Regions from separate parts of the Homo sapiens genome. Here region 2 is linked to region 1. A link is a contact called in ENCODE Hi-C or POLR2A ChIA-PET data. All regions are on one chromosome and are shown on one strand. Each heading gives the region's core, a stretch centred on a gene start or an enhancer-like site at or near the end of the contact. The rest is flanking DNA. Distances are from core to core; before and after follow the strand shown.

Region 1 (3,308 bases), core at 283-2,782:
CTAACTTTGAAGACATGTCATATGGGTTCAGCATTGCTTCCTAAACAGAAGAAGACTTTTCTTTCTTTCCTTTTTTTTTTTTTTTTTTTTTTTTTTTCCTGAGACAGATTCCTACTCTGTCACCCACGCTGGAGTGAGTGGCGCGATCTGGGCTAACTGCAACTTCTGACTCCTGGGTTCAAGCGATTCTCTTGCCCCAGCCTCCTGAGTATCTGGGATTACAGGCGTGTACCACCATGCCCTGCTAATTTTTTTGTACTTTTAGTAGAGATGGGGTTTCGCCATGTTGGCCAGGCTGGTCTCGAACTCCTGACCTCATGTGATCTGCCCACCTTGGCCCCCACAAAGTACTGGGATTACAGGCGTGAACCACCGCGCCCAGCCAACAGAGGAAGGATTTTCTAATTGTTGACAGAATTTAGTGAAATCACCAGAGCCTGGAAAATAGGAAAATGAGTTCAAAGGTCATTACCATCATTGAAGATAAGGAAAGACTAAGAAGATTCTCATCACAATGGAGTACTTCTTATTTCTTACAGAAAAAGATTCTTGGCATCAGCCTCTTGAAGGCCTCCTTCATATCTTTATTTCTAAGGCTGTAGATGAGGGAGTTCAACATGGATGTGATGATTCCATAGAAGAGGGAAACCATCTTTCCCCAGTCCTTAGAGGTGGATGAAGGTGGTTGAAGATACATATAAATGGCTGTTCCATAAAAGAGGGACACCACAATCATGTGGGACCCACATGTCCCAAATGCTTTTTGCCGTCCTTCTGCTGACCTGATTTTTAATACTGCTTGAGCTATGAAGCCATAGGAGATGAGGATCAATGTCACTGGAATTAGAAGAATTAGTACACTAAAGAAGAAGAGCTCAGCCTCAATAGGCTTTGTGTCAGCACATGACAACTTGAGAAGTGCAGGCACCTCACAGAAAAAGTGGTCCACTTCCTGGTGACCACAGCGTGGCATGTTAAGAGTCAAGGAAGACTGCAGCACTGAGTTGCCGAAACCAATGAGCCATGAGAAGGCTGCCATCCTTAGGCAGAACCAATAATTCATGATGACTACATAGTGGAGGGGTCTGCAAACAGCCACATATCTGTCAAAGGACATAACAGCCAGAAGGAGACACTCTGTAGCACCTAGGGCCAGGAAGATGATGAGGTGGGCCACACAGCCAGCATAGCTGATGGTCTTTTTGTTGCAACCAATATTTACCAACATATGAGGGACTGTAGTTGTGGTATAGCAGAGATCTAAGATGGAGAGATTAGTGAGAAAGAAATACATGGGAGTATGAAGTTTGGGATCCAGAATGCACACCATCATGATGGACACATTGCCAAATATGGTGATTGTGTATGATATTAACAGGACCACAAAAAGGGGCATTTGTAGCCAAGCCCTATCTGAGAAGCCAAGTAGTATAAACTCTTTTGGGGAGCTCTCATTTTCCCAATTCATGATGACTCACTTATTTCGCACTCCTAAAAAAATGTAAGATAGGAAAGCAATCAATGTTTGTTTATTGAATACTCTTACTGGAGCTGAATTAAATTTAATGAATAGCTCAGCATCAAATACAATTTACAGTCAAGTGGATAAAGCCCTTGTAAAGTATAATATGGTTATGTTTAAGCTTAAAAGTAGTTCCTGTGTTTTCAGTAGTGTTTAAATTACTTTAAAGAAAATCATTACATTTAAATGACATAAAGTATGTAACATATGCATAACACATGGAAAATTGTGAGTTCTCAATGCATTTTATGTTCTCTCCTCTTCTTACCTCCTAACCTATCTTAATAAACAGTTTAGAAAGAAATATTACTTTTACTCCAATTATTTTAAATTTGGCCTGAAAATGCTGAGTAATATAGAGGGTATAAGAGTTGAATCTAAATCTGCAATTGATCTAAAGAAATTTTGCTTCTTTTAGTAACATCTTTACGTGTTTTTTTGAGTTGTGTCTGTCTCCTAAATGCCATGCATGTAGGTCCATTTCCACAAAGAACTACCGTGGGTATTAGTAATAAAATTATGGCTACTTGTGATATATAGTAATGACCACAGATGTCATCTCCCCATCTGCAAATACCTTAATTAAAATAGCAAAACTGATAACATAATTGTTGCTTTACTTAACATGTGCCAGAAACTGCTCAGTGTGTGAAATACATTCTTTGTAATTCTCATCAAACCCCTCACAGTCATGGTTTGCATTTTATTGCTTCTGTGATTCAGTAAGAATAAATAATTTGCACACTCATTATTGGTGAGGTCAAGACTAACACCTAGGATTTAAAGATCATTCTTTCTTTTATACCGTATTTCCCCCTAAATACACAGATAGTACAATAAGAATGACTGCATACAGCACAAAAGTGGTCATAAATTAAAATAGAAACAAACCAAAAGTCATATATTCAAGTTGATTTTCTTCAGTCTGTAAAAGTCATCAGTTATTTAGTTATATTACCTAAGTGCACCTAAGTTTCTTCAGTCTACTTTGCATGTTTAAATGAAATGTCATCGAGGTGGTTTACACCATTTGAATTTGCAAGCATAAAAATAGAAAGATAGACTGAAGAGAGAAGAGAAAATAAGTATTGACACAATTTACCACAGAATAAGATAACTTTTCCAGAGTAAAAACACTGATATATAAAGTATAATTTGATAATGGAATGAATAAATGAAAATGAACAGAGATGACCTTGAGATTTTTAACTTCTTCCATTATATATGATTTTTTTTAGCTATAGATACACATTATTTTTTGGCAAATAACAGTAATACACCTTTGGTTGAAAAATAGAAGAGAATATGAGATTAGGCTTTTTTGAATGTCCATGTAAATTTACAAAATGATAAATATGTAAGGTAATACATACATTAGATAACTTGATTTAGCCACTTTATAATGTACACATATATCAAAACATCATGTTGTACACTATAAATATATACAATTTTTACTCATTAATACAATTTTTTATATCAGAAAAAGACTACACAGAAAGATAAAACATAAATGGCAAGATAGAAAAATATACAATGTTTATGGAAAAAATGGTTATTATATTAAAATATAAATAATTATTACATAATAAATAGAAAAAGATCAAAAGTCCAATGGAAAAAAATGAGCAATGGACATAAATAAGCAGTTTGGGGAAGAAAACAACATAAAATGACAGTGAAAGTATAAAAGATTATAACTTTTTCATTATTGAAGAAACACAAATAAAAACAAGAAGAAAGTATCACATTGTCTTCCTACTTAGTAGCATTAAAAAAAATCACT
Region 2 (3,308 bases), core at 425-2,924, 500 kb after region 1:
AGGCTGAGGCAGGCAGATCACGAGGTCAGGAGTTAAAGACCAGTCTGATCAATATGGTGAAACCCTGTCTCTACTAAAAATACAAAAATTAGCCAGGCGTGGTGGCATTTGCCTGTAGTCCCAGCTACTCAGGAGGCTGAGGCAGGAGAATCGCTCGAACCCGGGAGGGGGAGGTTGCAGTGAGCCAAGATCATGCCATTGCACTCCAGCCTGGGCAACAGTGAGATTCCATCTCAAAAAGAAAAGAAAAGAACACATTATTCACCAGATTAATAGCCATATAACATGGACCTGAAACCGTGCTAATCAGGCACAACAGCTGTAATTACAGCTATTTCTTGGTTGAGTTTGTGCTAGTCTGGTCATCTTTCAAGTTGCATCTGATATTTGTAGTGACCAGACTGGTGAATTAAATGTGAAATATGATAGAAACAAACCCCCGCACCCTTTAAAGGTGGCCTCAATCAGCCATTTCCCTTGAATTGTGATATTGTTCTTGATTCACTGTCTTTGCGGTAAGAGGTGTAGATTCAGGGCTTCCACTTCAATCTGTAGCTCGTACTCCACAGACTAAAGAACTATGTGGGGATTCTGCCAATGGCCAAGCATGTGCATTCCAGTTACAGATTTAGAGACTGCAGAAATGACTACTGGGTAGATCCATGGACCTAGTACATGCCATTTATTAGCTGATCTCATAGGCTCCCTTTCTAATGGAAGAGAAGCATAACGATTCAGTTATATGAAGATTGGCTAAATGTTCTAAGTACTCTCCAAACCCAGAGCTTTATAATTCTCTGTTACTACAGTGTGCTCCATCTCAGAATAACTAAATAGAAAAGGAGGAAGCTGAGAACTTTAAAAACTGAGGTCCTGAATAGATGAATCATAAGCCTGAGAGGACTATCAGGATGCCCGGGACTCACTGGAGGTGGGAGTAGAGACACTGTCCTTTTTCTTCCTGTTGACAGAAAGAAGCAATGAGTGACCTCTTTTACCTACCACAGTGATGACTATTGTTGGCATATTTCCTATAGATATTCCCCTGCCCCTTTTACCATAATTTGTGGCTAATGAATTGTCTGTGGGCTATGGACCCTAGAGTCTCAGCAGAATTAATGAGCTCTTTCCCTCCGTGGGATCCCTCTACCACCATACCATGTCAACATTTCTACCTCCAATGCCACTAAAACAGAGGCACACCTCTGCCTAGACTGAGGGGGAAAATTGTTGGCAAAGAACTCAATGGCAAAGAACTCGATGGCAAAGAACTCGATGGCAAAGAACTCAATGGCAAAGTTCTGACCTTGGCTTCATCCTCCCTGCAGAGATTTGGTGGGCTTTGGTTGGTGCAAACCCTCTACAGTTAGCAGATTTGGGTTCAAACATCAGCTCTGGTGCTTACTAACTATACTGCCTTGGGAAAGTTATTTATATTTCTTTGTTTCAACTTCTTCATATTGGAAGGAAGAGAATAATATGTAGAGTTGTGAAGGATAATCAGCAGTGTAGAGTAAATGTTTAATAAACAACTTGGTTGGTGGCAGATGGGGAGAGCCCTAATTTGTAGTGTTTGCCAATTTTCATAGTGTAAATATTCCTGCCATGGCTGTCTCAAGCCACTGATGGTTTAATAACTGTCTCACAAAATTCCTAAAAATTTACTAATCAAGAGATAATCTGAGCCAGCTCCAGCTCATCACACACATGTGTGCTTAGAAAAGTGCCAGATGGTCAGCATTAGCAATCCCTATTGTGACCAGAGATGCAGTTGCCCATTCAAGGATGCCCATTCCTTTTTATTTTTTTGTTTCTTCCTGATGTACAAGTGGAGGCTGGGCACCAGTTAAGAGCTCTGTCATGGGGAATTGCTGGTACCAGAAGAGATTTTTATTTGATTGAAGGTAAGCAGAACCTTTGCTCTTTGGCTGTGAGATATCAGTTTCCGCCTATCCTCAACACTGGAGGACCAGATTTGGAGTTAAACTTACTCTAAAATCCTAGTCCTAGCACTTATTGACTAGGTAACCTTCTACAAGTCTCTTGTCCCGTCTGTGACTGTTCACTTTTTGGTAAAATTGGGATAATTTTATCTCTTTGTAGGGTCACTGTGAGAACCAGATGTTCAGGGAGTTGTTTATCACCATGCTTTGATGGTAGCTACTAACAGCAAGGGTAGCTCATGGTCACTAGACTATCATAAACCCCTTTCAAAGGACCTCCCAACTCCTTCCCCAGCTCCTAACACAATGCTGGCACTTTGGGGCTCAAGAAATGAATAAATGCGTAGACCAATGCATGAATATTTCAGAAGGAAAAGGAGTAGGAGAAAAATAATGAGAGTGGAAAAGACAGAGAACAAAGAGGGAAAGGGAAACAGTCACTAAGAAAGGTGTAATCTAAAGAGATTCAGCGATATAGCAGAGAAAGGAAAGGAATGAAATGCCAAGATAATGACAAAGTTAGAAATGTAGAAAATTAATTAGGATGACACATGATGGATAAATAAGAAACAATTGGCTATTGTTTAAGGTTACATGCAAAGAATTTTATATTACAAAGAAAACAAAGGAGGGGGCGGCAGCCAATGAGCATGAGGTTTCTTTTGGGAGTAATGAAATATTCTGGAAGTAAATGGTGTTGGTTGCACAACTTGTGAATATACTTTAAACCACTAAATTACACACTTCAAAAGGGCGAATTTTATGGTACGTTAAATACATCTCAAAAAATGAAAGCGAAGGCATAATTAAAAATTTAGAGGCCAGGCACAGTGACTCATGCCTGTAATCCCAGCACTTTGGGAGGCCGAGGCAGGCAGATCACCTGAGGTCAGGAGTCTGAGACCAGCCTGGCCAACATGGCGAAACCCCGTCTCTACTAAAAATACAAAAATTAGCTAGGCATGGTCTTGAGTGCCTGTAATCCCCGCTACTTGGGAGGCTGAGGCAGGAGAATAGCTTGAGCCCAGGAGGTGGAAGTTGCAGTGAGCAGAGATCGTGCCATTGCACTCCAGCCTGGGCTATAAAACGTGACTCTAAAAAAAAAAAAAAAAAAAAAAAATTAGAATGGTGGTGACATCTTGAGGGGTGACAAATTGAGAAAATTGAGAGATCAGGGAGGGGCACACAGAAGCTTCTAAGATACTTGAAACATTTGCTCAGTTCCTTAACCTAGTTGTTTAAATATGTAACAATATTTTGAAAATTAAAAATATATTTTAAGTGAGAAAAGAATAATGGGAAAAACAGGAAGAAGACAGAGACAATGGCAGAGAGTCCTGGCAAAAAGGGAGATGTGATAGAGCT

What was found. A loop is a pair of places that touch in the nucleus more often than their neighbours do. ChIA-PET counts read pairs that join two places held with the same protein, here RNA polymerase II (POLR2A). Pooled maps may share reads with other maps.
Region 2: a loop to region 1 is called in a pooled map, with 2.4 times the contacts of the local background. The contact joins the promoter of OR2H2 here to the promoter of OR2B3 in region 1. A Hi-C loop is called at or near these places in 4 of 168 maps with a recorded cell type or tissue (HepG2, MCF 10A, endothelial cell of umbilical vein and 1 more), 13 of 37 single-sample maps with no recorded cell type and 11 of 50 pooled maps. POLR2A ChIA-PET finds 5 or more read pairs at or near these places in 1 of 52 experiments (WTC11).

Annotation. Positions count from the first base shown.
Region 1 is chr6:29,085,781-29,089,088 of GRCh38, forward strand. OR2B3 (olfactory receptor family 2 subfamily B member 3) reads right to left here and starts at 1,533. Exons shown (of 1, transcript NM_001005226.2): 1 at 428-1,533. The coding sequence starts at 1,468. The coding sequence ends at 527.
Region 2 is chr6:29,583,447-29,586,754 of GRCh38, forward strand. It overlaps OR2H2 (olfactory receptor family 2 subfamily H member 2), which reads left to right and starts at 1,675. Exons shown (of 2, transcript NM_007160.4): 1 at 1,675-1,904.